Linked DNA regions of Mus musculus: region 2 is linked to region 1. Evidence: chromatin loops called from intact Hi-C (ENCODE). Cell type or tissue: heart. All regions are shown on one strand. Each heading gives the region's core, and the rest is flanking DNA. Links, peaks and the distances in the headings are about the cores only. Region 1 has its middle 64 kb from the start of Gm5546. Region 2 holds the start of Magi3 (membrane associated guanylate kinase, WW and PDZ domain containing 3).

Evidence for each region. Peaks named below come from ENCODE experiments on the same cell type or tissue, not always from the same donor. Only the 100,000 strongest peaks of a DNase experiment are listed, where the experiment ranks them.
Region 2: a loop joins it to region 1, with 2.2 times the contacts of the local background. A loop is called at or near these places in 3 of 42 quality-filtered maps.

Annotation. Positions count from the first base shown.
Region 1 is chr3:104,289,823-104,301,870 of GRCm38, forward strand. No RefSeq gene overlaps it. Among named protein-coding and RNA genes, the nearest start is that of Gm5546, 64 kb to the right of the region's middle. In heart, for the core only: no CTCF peak of the experiment used is centred there; DNase peaks (open chromatin) are centred at 5,739 and 6,219.
Region 2 is chr3:104,215,277-104,227,324 of GRCm38, forward strand. It overlaps Magi3 (membrane associated guanylate kinase, WW and PDZ domain containing 3), which reads right to left and starts at 5,130. Exons shown (of 21, transcript NM_001159354.1): 1 at 4,369-5,130. The coding sequence starts at 4,690. In heart, for the core only: a CTCF peak has its summit at 5,626; DNase peaks (open chromatin) are centred at 3,865, 4,495 and 5,275; H3K4me3 peaks cover 3,750 bases; H3K27ac peaks cover 3,521 bases.

The DNA of each region.
Region 1 (12,048 bases), core at 3,620-8,619:
GTATATTACAAATGGATCGCACATAGAAGGTGATTAGCACTATAAATCAACTTGTCTTGCCTTCTAGTGGATTGCAAAGTTCTTTGGAACAAATTCTATATTCAAAGAAAATGTAGCCATTGCTCAATAAGGGTCTTGATAAGAAAATCTTGGGAATCAAGTTATAAATACCAAGATTCTAATACTAACTTAGCGTATCTTTGATGGTTTTGTCAACTTGACACAACCTAGAATCATCCAGGAAGAGTCTCAGTAAGGGATTGACTGTATTGTGTGTGATGACCTGTGGGCATGCTTGTGGAGGCTTGTCTTAATGGATGTGGGGAGACTCAACCCACTGTGAGCACAGGCTCCTGAGCTGTGTAAGAGAAGAGAAATTGGACTGAGCACAAGCAAGCAGGTGAGCACAAATACGTTCAGTGTTCATTTTTCTCTGATGGTGCATGCTTTGTGACTAGCCAGCAGCCTCAAGTTCCTGCCTTGACTTCCCCACAGTGAGACTATAACCTGGAACTGTAAACCAAATAAACCCTTCTCCTTGCAAGTCGCCTTTCGTTATGTATTATCATAGCAACAAAAATGAAACTAGACTAATAAGCCATAGCAGGTTATAGCTATTTTCTTGTAATAGTTTATATTCTCCAATTCCCTCATAAAATGCAAGGTTCTGATGGGCAAATTTTGAGATTATAAAATAATTTCAACATTTCTCCCTTCCCCTTTCCATGTACCCCTCCTCACTCCTTCAAACTCATGTCTTCCTTTCTTAATTATTATTACATATATATACATACATATATTTAGAATATATACATATATTTTGAAATGTGTGAATATATATGTATGTGTGTGTGTGTGTGTGTGTGTGTATACACACATATACATATATATGTATACATTTCTAAATCTAGCCTGCTCCATCTGTATAATGTTACTAGTATGTTAGTATGTATGTTTTCAGGGCTGGCTATTTTTTTAATATATTTTTTATTACGTATTTTCCTCAATTACATTTCCAATGCTATCCCAAAAGTCCCCCACACCCTCCCCTCCCCACTCCCCTACCCACCCATTCCCATTTTTTGGCCCTGGTGTTCCCCTGTACTGGGGCATATAAAATTTGCCTGTCCAATGGGCCTCTCTTTCCAGTGATGGCCAACTAGGCCATCTTTTGATACATATGCAGCTAGAGTCAAGAGCTCCGGGGTACTGGTTAGTTCATAATGTTGCACCTACAGGGTTGCAGATCTCTTTAGCTCCTTGGATACTTTCTCTAGCTCTTCCATTGGGGGCCCTGTGATCCATCCAATAGTTGACTGTGAGCATCCACTTATGTGTTTGCTAGGCCCCGGCCTAGTCTCACAAGAGACAGCTATATCATGGTCCTTGCATCAAACACTTGCTAGTGTATGCAATGGTGTCATCATTTAGAGGCTAATTATGGGATGGATCCCTGGACATGGCAGTCTCTAGATGGTCCATCCTTTTGTCTCAGCTCAGGGCTGACTATTTAATACTGTAGAATCAATTGCTGTGTTCTTCCCTGGGGACACACCCCACCCCCCACCCCACCCCTGCCCCCAGTTGCCTATGGTTCTTTGCATGGTGTCCAGGCCTCATGGGCTTTCCCTGTCTCCTTTAACATGTCCATAGGTGTTATCCTTGTTCAGCTTGTTTGGGCAGTCACGTTGGTGAGACTTCGTGGGTGTAACTTTTGACATAATCAATCTCACAACACATTCTGGACTTCAGGCTCTTACAGTCTTTCTGCCTGCTCTTCATCAGTGTTCCCTGGGCCTTACATTTTGTTGGAGTATCCATTAGGGATGGGGGTCCATAACTCTGCATATTGATTGATTGTAGCATCTGTCTGTTGTAAAGGGAAGTTTTCTTCTGAGGAGCTAAGACCACACTTCTCTGTGGGTATAAGGACAAATGTTTAAATGGTTGTTAGGAATTATTCCCGTTTAATAAATTAGTGGCTGTAGATTCTTCTCCAGTACCCACGACTTCACTGACACTGAGCAGTTGGCTAGGCTTTCGGTACCAGGCGCGGTTTCCCTCTTGTTGAGCAGGAGATGAACACAGTTTCTAAGTTCTAAATAAGATAGCTTGACCTGAGACTTCTGTTCTCATCTTTCCATAAAATGTACTAAGGACACTGAATCACTAAAATTTCTGGTGCATTTTTCTCCCATCTGGATAGGAACAAAATATTTGGAGTCTAAAAATTCTCAGAAAAAAAATCAAGGCTTATGGACCTATGACAGCTTCTGAACACACCCAACTGAAGAAATAGGGTCCAACTTCAAACACAGAAAAGTAATATGTAACTTGGTTATTACTGACAAAATGCAGATGCTAATTAAGCAAATGGTTTTTTTTTTTAATCCCATAAATTAAAAACAGAAAGGAAAACTTAAGAGCAAGCATCCTGTTTCAACAAGTGTGTCTCAGCTTTTCCTTCACAGGAACGCTCTGAATCCTGAGACCCACTGGAATTTTCTCTTCTTCTCAACAACTTTTCTTCTAGCAGTAGCAAAAAAAAAAAAAAAAAAAAAAATCAAACTAAACCAAAAACAAACAACAAACAAACCCAGGCCTATATTCAGGAGAGACAAACGTTCCCTTTCTTTTACAAAAAGTTAGCTGTGGGAGGTGGAGATTGACCTGGGCAGAAACTGAGAAAGCAAGCAGTCCGCACCACAAACTACATGTGCGAACTTCAAGATAACCAGTGGGTAAAAGACCTAACCGTTATTCTTAATTTGCTATAAACCTTGCAAGTTTTGGTTTTGAATATGATCGTTTTATCAGATGAAGTATAGGTAAAAATGCAAAAGGGAAGGAGGGTGAAATTTTTGTTAGCAAAACTAAGGAAGAAAAAGTGACCGTGCCCATACTCAAACTTTAGCTTTCCAGTAACCAACGCAAAAAGGGAAACGCAAAGCGGTCCCTTACTTTTCTTCTATCAGTAGCAAAAAACAAAACAAAACAAAAACAAACAGACAAGCAAACAACAACAACAAAAACCAGGCCCCTTAGTCAAGAGAGACAAACGTTTCCTGACACGGAGCTCTGAAAATAATTTATCACAGAGGTTTTTAAAAAAGGACCTTGAGCAATTTAATAGATGATATTTTCCAGCTAAGAGAGTTTACATATGTATGAGAGCTAAGTTGTTAGAAACGCTCCTCCATGCGGGATAGGAAAGGTGGAATCTTTCTTTCTTACACATACTCATACCTACATCTTTGTCCGCACATACATACCTTCGAAAGGTATGTGGGTACGGAACTGTGACCAGAGAGAAGCCACAGCAACGATGCCATTACTCATGTCGTTCCAGCAATGTAAGAGGTGAACTCCCTCCGTGACCATTTCATTTTGTTTCCCGTTTCTACCATTCTTTCTCTCAGGTTCAGGGCTATAGGTGGTCCACAGCGGCTTTTGTGAGCCTCTGTGGAAAGACTGTCTGTGAGACTCTAAACCCCTAAGGAACTCTGCAGGTGCCTGGATTCCAGGAAAACAGGAGGCACTATTGCATTTTCCCAAGGAAGTTTACGTAGTCTGCCAGACCCCAGGACAGGCAGGTACACTTCAACTACAGGTGCCCTCTTCTCATACCCCTTACATCCTTCCTGAAATTCAGGGCCCCTCCTACCTCTCTCCAGGAATCAGAGACGGCCTGGCTGATGGCCTGTGCTGTAGACTATCTCAGCTATGTGGAGTAAAATCTCCCTCTTCCTTTGGGACCTATAAAACGGGATCTCCACTCCACCTGGGAGAGCCAGACCTTTCTCCAGAGCCCCCGCCCCCTCTCTGCATGCTGCAGGGCAATCTGCTTAGTGTCCTCTTGAACCCCAGACTTAGAACCACTCAATTTCTTCTCTTGAGGAGGAACGGAGAGCCAAGAGGATCCTAAGTAGGGGAGACACACTCTTACACCATCTCTGTGGCAAATGTCCTTCCTAGCTTGAAGAAAAAGACCAGTATTGTGACCCTAAGAAAGCCAACACATGAACTAGAGATGGTACATGCTTGTCATGTAGGATGTAGGTAGAAAAAACCCAACTGTTTCCATCTGGTCCACTGGCTCTTGGTATCAAAAAAAAAAAAAAAACATGGCAACTACACAGAGAAAAGGATGCCAGCAACCGCACAGAAAGCTGTGCTTTTTAGAATGCAAGTGTGATGCATGACTACTCATTAACGACCCATCAAAACAAACCGTGAACAGGCCACTAAGTGCCACTTTGCTGGATTAACCCTGGGCTGGGCCCTATGTGCTGAGATTTCAAAGGTCCTTTGAAGTTAGAGCATTAAGAAATCACTTTCCAAGTCAGATCACCACCAATTCTAGATGTTTCCTAATGGCTGAGTGGAAGAAGAGCTGACTAATTCTTTAAATTTTAACCAGGAAGGAAAAGAAAAATAATGTTCTTTATGATGGGCACAATAACCACCATGCATCCCAGGACTGGGGAGGAAGCTCAGTGGAATGCTTGCCTAGCATTCATGAGGTCGTGGGTTCAGTCCCCAGCACTGCATAAACTGGCCACGGTGGTGCACACTTGTAATCCCAGCACTATAGTTTCACATAGGAAGGTCAGAAGTTCAAAGTCATTCTAGCCTATATATCTAGATCATCTCATAAAAACTGATGCTCGTGATAATGCCCAATAACCAATAAGAAAAAAATATGGAAGCAGATGGTACTTGCCAAGGGTGATTTTCCCCCCTTCTGGGGAGTTGATTCCTTTCACATGCTCATAACAGTTCTATTCCTTAATGTAGCCCTACATCTTAATAATCTCAATGTAAGGGTAATTTCTTTAAAATATTAAAGTTCGACTTGCCATTAAAGTGGCCATTATCATCCTTGATGCCATTAATATTACTTTATCGACCTTTCAGTCTAAGGAGTGTGGAGAAATTGGTCTTTGCTTCTTATTAGGATCTCTCAGGTTTGACTCAGGATCTAGGCTGTATAAGACCTGGAGGCTGCAGAGGGGACCAGGGAAGCTGCACTCTGCCCTGGGGCATCAGATTTGATGCCTACTGCAGCCTGGAAGTCGCTGGCTTTCTAGGTTTCAGAAAGAGGCACACATATCCAGTGCCTGGAGGGGCCTTCTTCACAGCATCATCACAGCTCTGAGGAGTTACAAACAAACACACAAGAATAAAGACATCAAAACACGGCACATCATTAAGGAGCATGGAATAGAAACACGGCTATTTTAGGTAGCCATAGCATTTGGTTGTGAACCTCAAGACTCTCCTGTGATCACATCTGCGTATATTTATAAACTTAGCATAGAAGCATGCGTCACAACTGATCTCTTGAAGTAGCAGAGGTTTCTGTGTGGGGGACGACTGTGGAATGTGACTGTGGGATTTAAAAGGGCAGGGGGGTGGGGGAAAGTAACTGTTCCAGCTGAGCGACTCTCCACAATGCGTTTTTGATGCAGTGACTAATTATTGTGATTATTTTCATCAGCAAAGACACCGGTAGAGCTAAACATATTTATTTTCTTTTTTTTTCCTCCTTGAAAAGTATAATATTTCAAGCTTTAGAGAAATTCCATATGTCTCCTCCCTATACTTAGGAAGTGTGCTCTCAGATGTTGTCACAAATGCTGAGCTACCTTGCTTCCCTTGTTCCTTCTGAGACAGTGTTCCTCTCTTCCAGTATCAGCTTGATAGAGCCAAGCCAAGCTTAATGAAAACACCCAGCCTCTGCCTTGCTAATATCCTCAGCTGACCTTCTGGGCTCCCTGTCACATAACTACATAGAGCTGGTTGCCAAATGTTAGAATTTAATCTAATGAGCACTCACAGTATTTTGATAGGGGGGAAAAGTAGTAAGTATAGAAAGTGTAAGTCTTTAAAGTTAGAGTTTTGTTCCCTGTAAAATTATTGGCCATAGTTTTAGAGGTTTATATTAAACATGCTCTCTTTAATGAATACTGAGCAGAAAAGGTACAGAAGAGAGCCAGGGTCCTGTTCCCACAGTTAGGAAGCTGAAAGATGAATGTGTTAGATCAAACAATACTAACTATCAAACAAGAACAAATCTTTAAACTTCTGATTCCCTACACGTCATGCACACGCACACGCATGCACACACACGCACACGTTCTTTGCACAACTGAGAATGATACACCAATTGAATCTGAAGTCAAATGAGCAGAGCTGGAAGCATATTGCTCAAGACGTGGCCTGTAAGGAACAGTCCAGCTTTTAATAGTGAGTCATCCTCACTGCCATGGAAACAGAAACCGACAGAAGCCCAGTGAGTCTGTCCCCTTCTCGTCCCTAAATTCTTATGAAGAATAAATGCCTTAGCCTGTATGCATTCTTGAATTCATATTATTATTGAGCACACTTCCATTTTTTTTAATTCATCACATAATCGTCCTTTATTTGCTCAGACAATTATGTGGTTAATTTGATTTTTCAGTCTTTGAACAAACTTTTTGGTAATTTAAATGCCTAATGAGTGGAAGACATCAGACCACCCTCCCTTCCACATGAGTAAAGTCCATCCAAGAATGATCATGCGTGAAAAATCAAACTATATTTCATTTTCTAGAGCTGACTTAAGTAAATGTAACCACTATACATTCACCTAACAACATTAAAATTCAGAATCCCAGAATTAGGACATCACAACAGTGAAAAAAAAATCAGTAACTGAAGAATACTCATTTTTAAAATTTAGTGTGAGGGGGAGATTTTGTGTGGGTGTGGGGGGCATGCCATGACCCATTGTCTAGAGATTAGAGGACAACTTTGTGGAGTTGGTTTTCTCCTTCCATCTTCTTGTAGGTTCTGGGGATTGAACTTGGGCCAGCTTTGAGCAGCAACTACCTTTAGCCACCAAGCCAATTATCCTTCTTTTGATGTGTGTGTGTGTGTGACAGTAAAAACATATGAAACTAGATGGAAAATTTTAGCTACAAATTTCAGAAAGCTTGTTTTAATGGGGCAGTGAGACCTGCTGATATCTCAGTGGAGACTATAAATGTCAACATATCTCATGCTTTCTTCATTCATAATGGCTTCCCTTCCACTCAGACTATGGCTATTTATTACACAACAAACTAGTATTTAAATGTCTTTGGTCTTACCAAGAGCACTAATGAAGATCTACCATTATGAGTTTTTCTTTCAAGCACTTTTGGAAACAACCCAAAATTAGACTTTTCACCTTTGATTGCAGAGAATGGCTTAACAAAATAGTAATTGTGGAACTTACTCATATTTATTGTATTTTTCTTAAAGATAGCCGGAATAGATTTCATATTTCATCATAGCGTCATAATGCAGCAGAGTGAACTTAGACATAAGCCACTCCTTGCTCCAGCGCAATCACTAAATAACCTTATACATGGGGAATCCTCCGTAAATGACCTTTTCTGATTTAAAGCTTTACTCAGACGACCTGCTACAACTTAAACAGGAAACAGCCAGACTCAGACGACCTGCATAATCTTAAACAGGAAGCAGCTTTGGGGCCTGCAAACTGCTCATCCTCCTTGGCAAATGGCTTTTGTTCTCTTGATCCTAGTGTGGCTGTTATGTCCACTGAGTCTCTATTTTTTAAATAGATATAATTTGCATACCATAACAATCCATTCATTTAAAACACATCTTCCAGGGGTTTTCAGTGAATCATCACTATTGTCTAATTCCATTGTGCTCAAGTAAAATCTATCTATTAGAGTATGTGGACATTTGGGACTATCTCCATTCGTTGGCTATTAAGGATACTGCTGCTGTGTTTGGGTTTGAGCTTTTATATAGAAATATGTTTTCCAGTTACTTGGGTATAGCTAGGACTTGCCCAGCTGTATAGTGACTTTTTTGTTTTGTTTTGTTTTTTGTTTTTTTGAGGAATTGACAAACTTGTACAAAGAAGCTATACCATGGGCTGGTGAGATGGCTCAGCAAGGGTGTTTGACAGGAACACTGACAACTTGGGTTTGATCCCCAGGTTCCATATGGTGGAAAGAGAGCTGATTGCAAGGTGTTCTCTGACTTCTACACACACCACCACCACCAAACAAACAAATAAAATAAGTAAACAAATACATGTATGTGAGGGAATCGGAAGAATGTAAGATAGTTTGAAGTGCTGTATGCATTATCACTCTCTAGACTTTCTACTATAATCATGAACTCACATCAGTTGTTGTGACTGGTCCTGCGCCAACACAAGAGCAGCCCCATCAACAGCCTTCTAGAAAAGTGGATGGTCCTCATGGGCCTACTCTTCACCTCCTAACTATTGTCTATCAATAAATTATGGGAGAAGGGAAATCACTGTTTTTAGTTGCATGCTAACTGCTGATTCCACCAGGCTCCTACAGATACCTTCAAAGCCACAATCACATAGATGACCCAGGTTAATATTGGCGGGTCACAAAATAAAATAGACATGAAATGTCCAAGAAAGATTCACAGGGAGGATATTTGTGGACAGGGTAGTAGGGAAGGAATCAGTATACAAAGGGTACACATATTAAAGTGTAAAAAAGTAACAATTAAATGCATAAATGTAATTTTAAAAAGGAAAGAGAGAAACAAAAGAAAGAAAGAAAGAAACAAGCAAACAAAACAAAACAAAGAAGCTACATCATGTCTTAATCCCACCAGCAGTGGATGAGGCTCCCATGAGCCTATTTTTTGGTTCAACAATATTTTCTCAAAAGCTTCCCCCATGCCTCTAGAGCCTTCTCTCATCTCACTGGCCAGATCTGGGTCACATGGCCTCTGTAACACCAAGCGAGTTTGGGAAAGTGAATAGGCCAAGTTTAAATGTCTGGTGTAGAAGGAAAATGAGGTTTGGCTTTTGTCTCCTGAGGGAATAGCATCTTTTCTGATGGAAGACTCCTCCTCAAATTCATATTACATGGAGTGGCAGATACACTGTCGTCCAATTGGCTCTGGAAGCTGAGACTAGAAGATTTCTGGAGAGTCCAACCTGAGCAACGCAGTGAGACCTTATCTGAAACATGGAAAAAAACAAAACAAAAAAAAAAACAAAAACAACCAAAGCTAATGGGGATGTGTTCTGGCTTATCACTATGGAAATTAGTATGTTGGTTCTTTGATGAACTAAAAATAGAGCTACCATATGACTCAGATGTACCCTGCCAGGCGTCCACCTGAACCACTGATTCAGCATACCACAGAGATCTAGGCATGGCCATGTTTATTGCTGCATTACTCATAATAGCCATCATTAGATGCTCATCAGCAAATGAATGGATGGAGGAAATGTGATGCGTACACAATGGAATTTTAATCAGCTGTGAAGAGGAATGAGATCGTGACACTTGCTGGAAGGCAGATGGGACTGAGCAGGGTCATAGGTGATGGAAACCTCAGAAAGACAACACACACAAGTATGGAGGACGTGACAGTAGGAAGGAGACAGTGGTGAGTGAAGAGGTCATAGGGGAGAGGACAAGGGAGAACAACAGAACAAAGGGGACAGGACGGCAGAAGGGAGGACTGTTTTGCAGAGAGGAAGGACACCAGCAAGAATCAGGAGGAATGGTGTGATAGATACACGCAATGTTACAGTGAAAGCCTTTACTTTATATGCTAAACAATTAATTAAAAACCTCTAATCTTTAAATACAAAGTAAAATAATTGTTGAAACTCATCCAGTAAAACGAATCTGTCTCTCTGTCTCACTCTCTGTCACTTTGTCTGTCTCTATCTCCTTTCTCTCTGTGCCTCTGTCTTTGTCTCTGTCTCTCTCTGTGCCTCTCTCTGTGTCTCTGTCTCTCTCTGTGCCTCTCTGTCTCTCTGTCTCTCTCTCTCTGTACCTCTGTCTTTGTTTCTCTCTCTCTCTCTCTCTCTCTCTCTCTCTCTCTCTCTCTCTCTCTCTGTACAGGAAACACCCTGCTTGAACACACCCAGCATGAGGCTCCTGATCTCTTAAAGGAACCACTCTTCCATGTTTGTGCGGTTCTTGTTGTTAGTGTTTCCAGGAGACTGAATAGCAGATATAATATTTTCCCTCCAGAAGTAATACAACAAAGGGAATATGGGACTAGAAATGCAGTGGAGTCATTAATAATGGAAATGTGATGTTCCAGCCATTATTGCTTGGCTCTCAGGAGGGCTCTGTAATTGTTGTCCTCTCTTCTACCTCCACTCCCACTCTGGTTTTCCCCTTCTCTTTCTATCATGGGATGGCACGGAAGATGCACTTTGTTATTGTTTACTGTTAAATTATCCATTTCTAGGACGACAGTGTCTAATTGCTTTAGTCCACACTTGCTGTAAGGGAGGAGGAACATGTGTGAACATTAAGAAATGTTTTTTCCTATGGAAGGAAGAAACAATGGGTGATGGAAGGAACCATTCACAGGTCTCAGCCCTGGGTTATCAGCATTCAAGGTGCCTAATGAGTTGCTGAATAATGTAACACTTCTTTAGTTCTTTGGCTGCTTCATGATTAAATGTTATAAATATTTATGATTTATTACTGATGCTTTGGATGGGATAGGCGTTGGGAGGCTCATGGATCACAGTGATTGGAAAGGAAAATAAGAAAATAAAACTGCACAGAGCTACTTATTCATCATGCTGCACTAAAGGACTGTGCGGCTTGTCAGAAGTAAAACTTCCCATAGGCAATACCATTGCTGCACTTCCTTGTCTCATTGATTATTTTTCATAAGCATATATTGATAGAAGAAAAAGTTCACGCGTTCACTTTCCAGTAACGACCCATTTGCCTTTGAAGGGTTCTTTCCGTTAAGCTGCAAAATCAAAGAGTTCGGCATTCTTTGCCCGAAACAGCCATGGCGTCAGGCTAATAGGGACACCATTACCAGGACCTCTTTTTGTTTCAAAGCCAAAATCAGGGCTAAGAGGGTCTGCAGTACCAACTGTAGCCGCATCTTGGCTGGCTCGCAAACGCTTTTCTTGCAGCTTCTTTGACTCTACTGGTTATGAGCTCAAACACCTGCAATAGAGACGCTTGCTGAAGGCTGCTGGAGTCACAGAAGCAGCTGTGGTCTGGATTACTAACTCAGAACGCAGAGTTGGATTCCATGAGCTGTGTGGCCTTTATCAAGTTGCCTCGTGGAATTATAACAAGAATCAAAAGAACTGACACATGTGGCTCTCTGGCCAACAGCAAGTGCTCGAATATGTAGCAGGTATCTCCTCCACCTAAAGAAACCATTACCAAATCCTTGACTCCCACCGCATCTCAGAACAGAATTACATAGATGAGTGAGGAGTCAGGATTCGTATCCAGGTCAACTACCCTGCATGTGCTCCTTCCACTGAAGGAGTGTGCTTGGGATTTGCTCTCTTGTTGAAGAAAAGCAAAGGCAGGGTAGGCATGAGCACATGCCCTAGTGCACACCCAGGAGGCACCTCCTAGTCTCAGCACTCAGGAGGCAGAGACAGAGATCTCTGTGAGTTCAAGACCAGCCTAGTCTATAAAGTGAACTGTATATTAATCATGGTTATAGAGCAAGATTTTTTTTTTGAGGGAGGGTAAGGGAAAGAGAGGAGAGGGAAATGTAAGGGGAATGGAAAGGAGGCCTTGAGAGGAGAGAGGTAAAGGACCCTTCCCTCCTGCAGTCATCTGTAAAAGGACAGTTTCCTGAAAGAGCCAACTCAGTCCTCTGGCCATACAGATACCCATCCTATAGCTTCAAAACAGGGCTCCTTTTTTTTTTCTGGGGCTCCCAAACTAGACTGCTTTGAAATAGAAAGCCTCATTGATTCCTTTGAGTAACTAAGGAAGGTCACTTAGATAGAAATTAGTTTCTTTTAACTTGTTCTGACCTGAGTCTAAGAAATCTTTACAGTGTAGACCATGAAGTTTGTACTGCTGCCTCACCCCCCCCCCCCATTCAAAGATCAGCTTAAAAGCCTCACACTTCCCAGTGTGTTCCTGCTGATGAAGACAGCAAAAGCAGCTGACATGTACGTGACTGACAGCTCAGTGCCCTCGACTAGATAACAAAGTCTGTCCTGAATGCAGAGTTACCTTGTGTATGTCATAG
Region 2 (12,048 bases), core at 2,911-7,910, 75 kb before region 1:
CCTAAGTTACTTTGGCCATGGTGTTTCACAACGATAGCCATAACTAAGATAGGAAACAACAATCAATAAAGCAACCGGAATGATACACTAGAAAAGTAACCAAATTAAATACATAAGAGATGCTTGGATTTAGGACTCTGACAAACTGAAATAGAAAGAGTTTAGGTATAAAGATGTTAACACTGTTAGCCAGTTCTGCTGCTGCAGCATATGTCCCCTACTTTCATAGGAATCCTGAACCTGAACCAATAAATTAAGATCTTCAGAGAGAAAAAAAAAAAAAAATCAACCTGCTACCAAAATCTGGAAAAGCAAGAATGTTTCAAATGACAGTTTATCAAAATGTGATGCAATTGTCTCTAACAAAAGGAGTGCCTCACCTAATCTCTAGTTTCTATTGGCTAAAAAAATATATTGAATATTTGGTAGTATTACTAACCTAGGAGACAAGCAATTAAGTCTCATTTCTTTCGTTCTTCTCTTCTTTGGATACTAAACCACTTAAGCAAAATTCAATGATGTTCCAACGTGCCCACTACACTAAAAACTAGCAAAAGGATCGAAGAGTTGAGGAGCAAAACAAGAGTTTTTGTTATTTGCATTATCACATACTCCTTATTTTAAACCATCCAGTAAAGCTTGTTCAATAAAGGGGAATATACTTCTGGGGTTGAGCTCATTTTCACAAAATTCCTTTAGACACTATAATCCCTGAGTCAGTGGAGAGCATTTTACCTGCATTTAATTAACATGTTACAAACTCTGCTTCAAATTAGTCATTAAACACACAGATAACTTCATTAAACACAATGTTCCCTGTGATTTTCATCTTGAGATACAGTAGTAGAGTTATGACAGTCCAATGCACTGTGTGCATAATAAAGCAACACAAAATGAGTTCACATACTTAGACTATAATGCAATATTTAATCTTTAGAATAAAATCTGTGTAATTTATAAGTGATGAAATATTTAAAAGTGAACTAAGAAGCAAATATTAATGTGTTCTAAAACTCTACACATTCACAGTTGAGGGAATTTTAGAACAAAATTAACTAATGATCATATTAATCCAAATAAAATTTGTTTAAGAATATAAACAAGGCACTTACTATAATCACAGGACTATACCATAAAAGGTTTCAATGGTCCAAAGTTCAAAAGTTCAAATGATAACTTTTCTCTTTTAAATAACAGTAACAAAACAAAAACAAAAGCCACAGATCACAAACTGTATATGCCCCAGTACAGGGGAACGCCAGGGCCAAAAAAATGGGAATGGGTGGGTAGGGAAGTGGGGGGGGGGGTATGGGGGACTTTTGGGATAGCATTGGAAATGTAATTGAGGAAAATATGTAGTAAAAAATATTAAAAAAAAAGAAGAAACTGGTGATTAATTGGGCCAAGAAATAAATGAGACTAAAGATTTCCCTATAAATCTTAAAGTATTGATTACTAAGTACTACTATATTAACACTAAACCAACACTGAACTCTCTAATTCAAAGAAAGATCCAAATTGTAAAGAACACTTTCAAATTAAAAAGTACAACAAAATAAATACAACTCTAAAGCAAAAAGTAAGACAATCAGAAAGAAGACATATTCTATGTGCCTGCATTAACAGCACTGACAGGGCTGCCCTGAGCCTCTCCAGGACAAAAGAAAAAGAAAGGCTGGAGTAAAGAAGTAGTGCTGTTGTCCACCAGCTAGTCCTTCTGCCACAAACTGTCAAAAGACAGTATAAGAGCATACCTCATTAACAAGACAATTTACAGAAACAGCTGCATTTTACTCTTTAGCTTCTAAATGACTGTCGAGAATACAGTTTAACAAGTTACCAGCCAAGAGTGCTAAATCTACTACATAATGCTTGGAATTAAAATTTTCACAAAGTTTAGAAAAAATGGGAGTGGGGGCAGGGAAAGTTTCTTTTTAGAATACCTTAAACTCTGTTTTCATGATTTTCTAAATAAATCAAAACCATATAGACTCCAAAATTCTCTGGAGATATACTTGTGCAGTTTTTTAACTAAACCTAAGTTCTACAAATAACCTCTTCAAGTTTTTAATTTCTAGTATTTAAAGCTTGTGTTTAACCTACAAAACCCTTGGTATCTCATTGTAAATGATGCTTTTTTAAAATGCCATTTAAGAAAGTCATATACTACCTAACAAATATTTTTCATTACAATTTGCTTAGAACAGTTTTAAATCTCAAATGGCACAAAAATAGTGGTACCCACTACAAATTATCAATGCTGAGCATATTTTAAAAAGCAAGCACAACATTCAAAACTGCTACTAATAAGCTGTAGTGCAGCACTGACACCAGTTATTCCCTTTATTTTCACTTAATATTTAAAGCAGGACAGTGTCTTTGGATGACAAGAAGGCAAAATTTTATTAATACAAAATGCTGACTATATTCTGGGGCAGGGAAGATTTTATCAATACAGTTAACTAATACTACTGTATAGCACTTTAAACCCTGAAGTATTTTCTCCAATTTTATGCGAAAGGTATATAACAGATTGGTGTTTATTAAAGAGCCAACCCTCTCATCTATTAAACAAACCACAGTGATTTGGAATATAACAACTTCCTCAACAACTTTATGACTGTTATTCCTTCAGTAATGCCCCAACTGATCAAAACAAAACAGAGCAATGATGCACATATTCTCATTATCTGCTGGCTCATGGGATTTCATCTAAGTCAAAGGTTCTCAACCTCCCTAATGCTGTGACCCTTTAATACAGTTCCTCATGTTGTAGTGACCCCCAAACATAACATTATTTCATTGCTACTTCATAACTGTAATTTTGCTACTGCAATGAACCATAATATAAATATCTGATATGCAAGATAATTGATACACAACCCCCAAAGGGGTTGAGACCCACAGGTTGAGAACCTATGACCTAAGTCCTACCTGGGCTAGTAAATGTATAGTATTTTGAATATTATAAACAGTAACCAACACACCGAATTACAGCCCCAAAAGTGTTCCCTCCACCCTTTACATATAGTTCTAAAAGTTAAGAGTTAAGAATCTTACAATCCTCAAAAACACAGAAAGGGTATTTATAGTTTGACAAAGTTCTAAAGATTAACAGTAAGAAAAACCCATAAACACACAAATCTTAATAGTATCATAGAATAGATTATATGAAAAGTACCTTCATGTAAACTAGTAAGATTATGTCACATACCCACAACACATGGATATTGCATCAAACCATCAGTTGCAATTAGCTCAAGGACTACTTAAGAGGCAGTCCTAAAGTGAGCTGAAGATGAGGAAGAGGGAGATCGAGGGAGGGAGGAGGAAGAAGTGGGGGGAGGGAAGAGGAGGAGAGGGAGAGAGAACGTGTTAAAATTTCTAGAAATTTCTAGCATTTTGTAGTGAACGGGGAAGACCAAAATCTAGCCCAAGTCAGTTTGGCAGCCCCATATGTTCAGATGTACCGTATCTACGTTCAGCAGAAACAATTTGATTTCTAGTAACAATGATTAATCACGATGCCCATGTCTACAACCACCTCAGAAGCCAGAACCATATTTTACCAATACCGAAAGGTCCAACAGTGTTTTCTCTTACAAATTCGTAAGAAAACTTACTACATACTACCAGACCAGACTGCGCAGTCTGATCAATGCTTTCCAGCTAGGGAGTATGCCATAAGCGTAACATGCTTTGCAGCACATTTTACGAGCATCAAAGACACCAGGGCACCAAGGGGTTCTTTTTTTTACCCTGCGCTTCAACAAATACTGTAGATTTGAAAGCTTTACAAAGGCATTTGCTCGGCTGGGCACCTGGGTCCTCCTTCCAAATCCAGACGACACAACAGCTCCACTGCCTCATACCACACACTGTACCTCACTGGGACTCAGACACCTGAGCCACCTAGACCCACAGAGTGGGACTGTCAGCTCCCAGACGTCTGCGGTCGTGCACGACGCACTGGGCCAGCTGAGCCCTCCCAGGAGCTTTCAGTGGTAACCTCGGCCCTCGATCCGGCGCCGAGTCTCCATAGTAAAGCCCTTTCTCCCCGTTAGAAGACGCAAATACGTTCCAAAGAAAAGATTATCATCATAGGACTGTTTCCACAAAGGGGAGAAGAAAAGAGATGGCTCTTCTCTAGGCAAATAAAAATAAAAATAAAAACTCTTGATGCGGTGGGAGACCGAGCTGGATTAGGAAAGCCAGCTCCTAGTGCCAATTCCCTGACAGCCTACACAGCTGTCGGTTCACCCGAGCTCAGTTTTACTAGCCGCAAAATGGGAAACCCCGGCGCCGCCCCCTCCCCCCTCCTCCCCGGGGAGTCGGACCAGGACCCGGGTCCCCAAGGCGACCACACACCTGGCTTCACCGTCTTCAGACGGATGGGCTCGCGGAAGTGGCGGATGACAGCCAGAGTGTCCCGGTTGGTGAGCCCACTGACCGGCGTCCCGTTCACCTCCAACAGCACATCGCCCGGACTGGGCGCCTTGCCCGAGACCACGCAGCAGGTGCCTCCGCCGCCGCCAGCCTCGTCGCGGAGCCGCCCCAGGTAAGGGAACTCGCCGCGCTCGGCGCCGCCGCGGATCTCGGCGCCCAAGTCGCCCGGGGGCCCGGCCCAGGATACCGCACACTCCTGCACCTTGCTGAGCCAGTGCTTCTTCTTCTTCAACGTCTTCGACATCCCGACCTCCGCTGCACCATGGGGAGCCCCCGCGCGGGCGGCCGCGGTGCCGCTCCGGGCCCCGCGCACAGCCCGGCCAGAGGGGCGCCGCCGTCGACCCCCCGCCTCAGCCCGCCGGCCGCGCGCCGCCGCGAGCCGCCCCTCTCGCGGGCCGCTGAGGAGAGCCGGAGGGAGCGCGCGCCCCGCGGGCGGCGCCGGCGGGGTCTCCGGGCGGGGTCAGCGCCGACGGCCGGGACTCGGCGCCCGCGCGGCGGGAAAGGCTGAGGCAAAGGGGCGGGAGCTGAGGGAGCGGCTGGAACCGAGGCTCGTATCGGTACGCGCGCACCGAGCTTAGTCGCTCGCTGGAGCGCGGCTGCTGCGGAGCCGGAGCGCCGAGACCAACGCCTGCCCCAGCTGCCAGGAAACTGGCGCTTTCAAACCCGCCGCAACCTCCTCCCCGCTCGGCCCCTCCCCCGCCCTCGCCGGCCCGGCCCCGCCCCCTCCCGCAGCGCAGCGCCCGGCGCGTTGCCGTCACCAGCTCTGCTCCGGAGGACCCGCCCAGTTCTCGGCTCCGCACCGTGGATTGGGTTCTGGCAGCTGGGGGCGGCCCTCGGCGGGCATGCTGATTTCTGATTGGGTGGTCTAAGTAGAGGAGGCGGGCACTAGAATGACTGAAGTTTAGAGAGGGAGGAAAAAAGAAGTTTAGAGTGTGAGGGAGGGAGAAGGGGGAGGGAAAAGAGAGGGTTGGTCTGGGAGCGGGCACAGGTCGCCTAGAGGGGAGAGGCCCTCCAGCCAGGGGCTGGAGCCAAGGGAAACTCAAACACTGAAAGGACCCTGGTCCCCAAGGTGGGGCGTGCCCAGCTGGGCAGGGGGCGGGGCCTCGGAGCTGGAGCCCGAAGGCGATCCTGGGAGTGCTTTGCCTGGATCCTGGGAGTCCAGTGCCCAGCTACTCCGAACGGTGGAGCCACTAAATGGGCCTGTTAAGGCTGAAACGGATTCTACGGGTTTGAATTTGTTAATTCGTTCAATGAATGTTCTTAAATGATCCATTGGCGAAATCCTGTTAATTGAGGGTAAAATACAGTCCAGTGCTCGAATGCTGTGTGATCTCGGGCAAGTTAGACAGCCTGTCGGAAACAAGCTGAGAGTGAAGATCATTAATTACACTAGCTACTGAACTCCAAGAATGAAGAAAACAGTGATCCTGCTCTCGAGGAGACTGCAGCTTAGCGAGAGAGACTGACTAGAAGATCATTTGAGGAAAGCGGGAAGGAGATGGATTAAAAAACAACCTGGTGCCTGCGGAGCTAAGTCCTGACACTGGTGGCTTGACCTTGACCAGATCTCTGCTTCGCGTCTGCTTGTTTGTAAGAAGGTGGAAGAAGTGACTCAGAACAAGGGAGACCTCAGATCTCTCCCAGCTCTAATTTTTCAGAAACACTTAAGCTTTTTTTCTTCCTTCATTGAACGCGTGCTTTCTCGTCTTTGGAATGCCCTCTGTTCGTAAATGTTTCACCTCATCCAAATAGTCGTCCAGTATTTCTTGGAAAGTGTTTTCTCTGAACTGGGGCACTTGTCTCACTTTTGTGACAGGGCATGTCTTCTGACTCCCTTTAATGATAGCCCTTATTTTAAACTCCGAGGAGCTCTACAAACTAGATCAAGCTTCAGACAGCTACAGTGATTTCCTTCACACCATTGAACTGGGGAAATAAAAACACTAAATGTGGGCTGGACTCAAGAAACAATAAGGGAAGTGGAGCCCTGGAGCTGCAGGCTTGGGACCTGCCAGGCAGAGACAGGACCTTTATCTACACCCTGATGGAGAGATTGCCAGACTGTAACCTTCAGTCCTTGATTGTCTGCTGAGCAGTCACCCAAGAGAGAAACTACATTTCTTTAATACCACCCTCCATCCTGCTGAGGCTCCCTCTGGCCAAGTGGATTGGAAGCCAGATGGCCTTCACACTTATGATGGGGGTAGAGAAAGCCCAGCGTCTGGAACCCAATGGAGTAAATACTTTTCACAGGCATCATGTGGATCATTCAAATAGACCAACATCTGAAATTTAAAAAAAAATTTAACTTGTTTTATGGACAACTAGTTAATACTAATAAATTCCTGAATGAATACTCGATTGCCTTCACATCTTCTATTTTTGCTGAGACTGAAACACAATGCTCTGCCTAAACTGTATCTGTTTAGAATGGCTCTGGCAACAAGGAACAAAACATCTGACAAATAATAGCTTAGAGCACACTGTCATTTATTACATCTTTAACATAAAGTTTAAGTGTGGTAGTTTGAGGACTAGTTGGACAGTCTATTATCAAGGTCCGGAGCTCTTTGTGTTTACTCTTCCACATCATATCCATATGAACTTTTGTCTCCAAGCCTGTCACCTATTAATTACAAGGTTGTCATAGCTCCAGACATCACATCCTCAAAGGTCATTATATGAAGCAAGAAAGAAGGGTAAGAAAATGTTAGTCCAAATTTGATGAAAGAGAAAAATCCTACCTAGCTTGTGGCCACTGTGGTAGGCTAGAAAAATGGAGCCATGACCACCTTAGACCAGTCACTGGCAAAAGAAAATGCAATTACTAGCATTCCACTAACTTGATCATAAGTCACCTTCAAACAAAGCAGAGGTCCTCTTTAAGGGAGGAGGAGAGAATAGTTGTTAAGTAGTCACCCAACAATGTCTGCCTGCTGTGTGTCTTTTTTCTTTTTCTTTTTTCTTTTTTTTTTTTAAGTCATCTAACATCTGCCCAGTGTCTTAACCATGAATTGATTCTCAGGCAGAAAACTGCAGTCATTAGGGAGCCTTAGCTTCAGAGCCAGGCTCACATACCAGCTTTTCCATTTCCTAGCAAGCTGCTTGTTGTCACCTAACCTCCATTTCCCCATACACAAAACAGGTATGACAACAATACTTCACTGAGTTGTGGTGAGACTTGTCTGCAGATGAGTCAAGCACTCCACATAGACAGCATAGCAAACACTCCACAAAATGTTATGTTGGCTTATGCTATATCATAATGTTTGTGATAAGGCTAAATGCATCCGTGGGTACCTCTTCAATTCTGCAAATATCCATCTTAGGTGGGTCATTTTCCCCCTAGTCGGAATATTCTGCCTACTCGGTGAGTTACTGATGGTAGGACACTGCTGGAAATTACTACATAGTCATGGATGTCACATAAATGATCTCTCTGAAATGGCCCCTGGTTAAATTGTTTTCAACGTTATCATTGTTTCTTAAACTTATCTTTTGGATTAAGAGTTCGGGTTTTTCCTAAGGGTGTATTACTAAATCAAACAATATGAAACCAGGCCCAACAAAAATAAATGAAACAACTGAATTTGATGCTTCCCAAAGTTTCTCTGGGTTATCGCTAATTTACAGAGATAGTAATATATTTTGTATGAAAAACACTTTAGGTCTCAAGATGGCTATTGGGTCCAAATATTACATCCTCAACAACGTCCTAAGGAGATGATCTACACTCTGTAACTCAAAAAGTCTTCCCCAAATGCTCCTCCCAACAGGATTTCCTTTCTAGCTGATTGTCCACAAGGGCCCAAATGCCAGTCTCTGCTGAGGGTAATACAATTCCATGGCATATCCCCTCTGGAACTCAGAAGGTACGTCGCGGCTGCACAACATCGGCGCAAAGCTGAGGCAGTTCAGTGAGAAGGAGGAGAGATGGCTCAGCAGCTAAGTGCATACTACTCTCTCAGATCACTGAGTTCAGCTCCCAGCACCCACATCATGGCAGCTCAGAAGTGCCTGTAACTGCAGCTCCAGGAAATCTGATGCCCTCTTCTGGACTCCGTGGACACCTGCATTTACACCTGCATGTACCCACATACATACATACATATTTTTAAAATTATAAATCTTTTTTAAAACTAAAACGGATGAGATTAGCATTTAGAGAAGGAAGCAATAGTATCTGACACACTACATTTAAAAGTACATTTGCTTCTATCTTTTCATTTCATTGGAGTTTGGAGGTGGGTCGGTAGCAAAACGTGAAAAGTTTATTTTGTGATAATGAGAATGAAATAAACCTGCCTATTTAATAGAAAAATTTAAAACAAAATTATAAATACAATGTTTATGAAATGACCTAGGGGTCCTCCTTTTTTGCTATCAGTGTAAACTGTGTCCCCAGCCATATGCAGCTCAGCAACAAAGCAAGACAAAGCAGGGTTCGCTTGTAGTTTCAGTCTCAATTTCTCTGGAGGAAGCCTAAATTCTAGTAGTGACAAATCAAACTATCAGTTACATGAAATGTTAAAGGGTCGTGGAGCAGACAGGTGTCATAAATATTAGCGTCCTATACAGAATACATGAAACTTTAGCCTGGTTTTTTTACCACAAGTTATCATAATAAAATAGCCTTCAAAGTCAAGTGAGCAGCTCACACCTATAAACTCAGTATTTGGGAGACTGAGGCAGGAAAATCACAGAGTTTAATGCTAGGCTAGGCTACATAGTGTATTAGAGGCCAGGTTGAGCTACAGTAGGAGGTAGAGAGGCAGAGCATATGGTAGTATGAATACCTTCTAAGCAAAACACATAAATAACCTGTGGTCATCTCCTGCCAAGATTACTAGAACAATCTTGAACTGTTCACATTCTGAATGACAAAATCTTCACTAGATAGGACTAGTCAGGCAGATATACAGTCCAGCTTCTCAGGAAGCTGAGGCAGGATGGTCACAAGTTCAAGGCTAGCTTGGACAAGTTAACAAGACCCTGTTCCAAAAGTAAAGGTTTTTAAAAAGAGGACTGGGCATGTGGCTCAGTGGTTGAGACTTACCTAGCATGGATGAGGCTCTAGGTTCAATCTGCAATAGAAAGAAAGAAAGGAAGGAAGGAAGGAAGGAAGGAAGGAAGGAAGGAAGAAAGAGAGAGAGAAGGAAAGAAAGAAAGAAAGAAAGAAAGAAAGAAAGAAAGAAAGAAAGAAAGAGAGAGAGAGAAAGGGAGGGAGGGAGGGAGGAAGGGAGGAAGGAAGGAAGGAAGGAAGGAAGGAAGGAAGGAAGGAAGGAAGGAAGGAATGCAGGGGGGGCCAGGAAAATGGTTTCACTGGGTAAGAGCATGGGAACTCCAGACCCATAAACAAGCTGTATATGACCATGCTTGTAACCCTAACGCTGTGGGTCACAGAAAAGAGAATTGTTGGGGCTCGCTGGCCAGCCAGCCCTAGCTCCAAACTGTCAGGCTCCAGGTTCAGTGAGAGACCCTGATCCAAGGGAATACGCCAGAGCATAATAGAGCAGATTATCTCATATCCTCCTCTGCCCTCTGTGGGCATCCTGACCATGTGCAGGGCGTGAGAGGACCATTACTAGCTTTTAAAAACATTCCTATAAGAGCGGTAGAGATCGCTCCATTGGTATAGTGCTTGGGGATCTAAATTCAAAACCAACATCAATGAGAAAACAAAAATCAAGTATCACAGGCTTGTAAGCCCAGGCTTGGGAGAGTGAGACAGGCATCTAATCTCGCCCAAATCAGTGAGCTCCAGATCACTGAGAGACCTAACCATTAAAATACAGTGGAAAGCAATAGAGGAAGATATCAAACTGCCTCCACACTAACATGAGTGCGTACACACACACACAACATACATACATACATACATACATACATACATACATACATATAAACACATACACATGTACATATATACACATATGCACACATACACAAACATATATATAAACACACATACCACATGTACCATTATTTGGCGTGATATTTGCAATGTAGTCCACCATCACTAGCCTAACCCAGTATAGTGTCGTATTGTATCTTCAGTATTTGATTAGCATTTTATTTGTCATCTACATGATAATAATGTTCAAATGTGTTCAGAGACAAGTTTGATAACATGGAAATGTTGATTATCTCATATCCTTAAACAAATTTATCAGTTAAAATCAGTATTATGTTCCACACATAAGCACATCTTTTTTACACATAGGTACATTTACCTGCAAATGACCACGTGAATTCAGGCCAGATTCCCAAGAGTGTTAAAGGTCAACAGCAGCAGCATGCTTTGAGAACGGAAAGGCAGTCAAGCAGTCAGGCAGAAAGCTGTTTAACAAAGCAGACACAGAGAACATCGAATGGAATAGAAGACACAACAGAACCTTGGTGGTTGTCCCCCTCCTTCCCTGCTTGCTTTGTAAGACAGGGTCTCACCATATAGTGCTGCAGCCTTCCAAGTGTTGGAAGTAAACGTGTACGACAGCAAGCCTGGCCTATCTTTTCTCTTTAAGCTTAACTACAGTGTCCTGCCTAAAGCTAGCCACGATTTTCTAAGGTGGAGTTATCTATCTAGCCCCCAGAACAAGAGCTTCCCATCTGTGTGTGATCCAGACTGAGAGTGAGCTGTTTTAACTCATCTGCACATCTCTCATCAGCGCTCCTGTCTTTCAGCTGGCACAGATTCCTTTATCCATCCATCTCCAAAATTCCCAGAATGGACCATGAGCTGATGTGGCTTTAAATGGTCATTTACGGCAATGAACAGACTTACAAGGCTCCTCCTTTCTGTAGGAAGAAAGGCAGGAAGCCTGAGACAGCTAAATGACCAGGAGTGATTCAAGGTGTGATAACTGCTACCCACAAAACAGGAGACAGAGTATAGTGATAGGTGGATACAGTGGGATGGAAGGCTGTGGCCTGAAGAAGCCTGACTTGGAGAGCAGAGGTCAAATGATAAGGAAGATAACCACACAGATCCAGATATTCCGCAGATCCTGTGGTCTCACACAGGACGTGAGGAATGGGGCTGATGTGCCTGGAGCAGCAAGAGTTGGGAAACAGGGTCAGGAAGGCCAGAGCTCACAGATGCATTCAACGATAAAGGAAGAATGTGAATTTTACTCAGAGCCCAGTAAAAAGCTACGAAACTGGTGTGATCTGGTTTGCGTTGTTTTTAATTGCTCCCTCTGCTACAGGTCCCAGGACAGGAAGGATGCCGGGTGAGGCTAAAGTCAGGACACCAGACAACTGTGACAAGATGATGCCTTCCTGGGTTCCTGGTTTATGACTCCTTCCCCAAGGCAGGCAACAAAAAAGAAATTTCCCTTCCGGGAGGCAGGCCAGAAAAACTGACTTTCTCTTCTCCAACGGAAGCCAGAAAAATCAGAATTTACTTTCCCTGGGATGAATCCTAGAAACTTTTTACAGACATGTTCAAATTTTGACTGGCAACACTATATTGTCATCTACAAAGTTAACCCTTCACGACCATACTTTCAAGCCTTTTCTTTTAAAGGCACCCCCCCCAAAAAAAAAACCCAACAACAATAACAACAAAAACCACCTCTTAAGGTTATGATTTTTGTATTG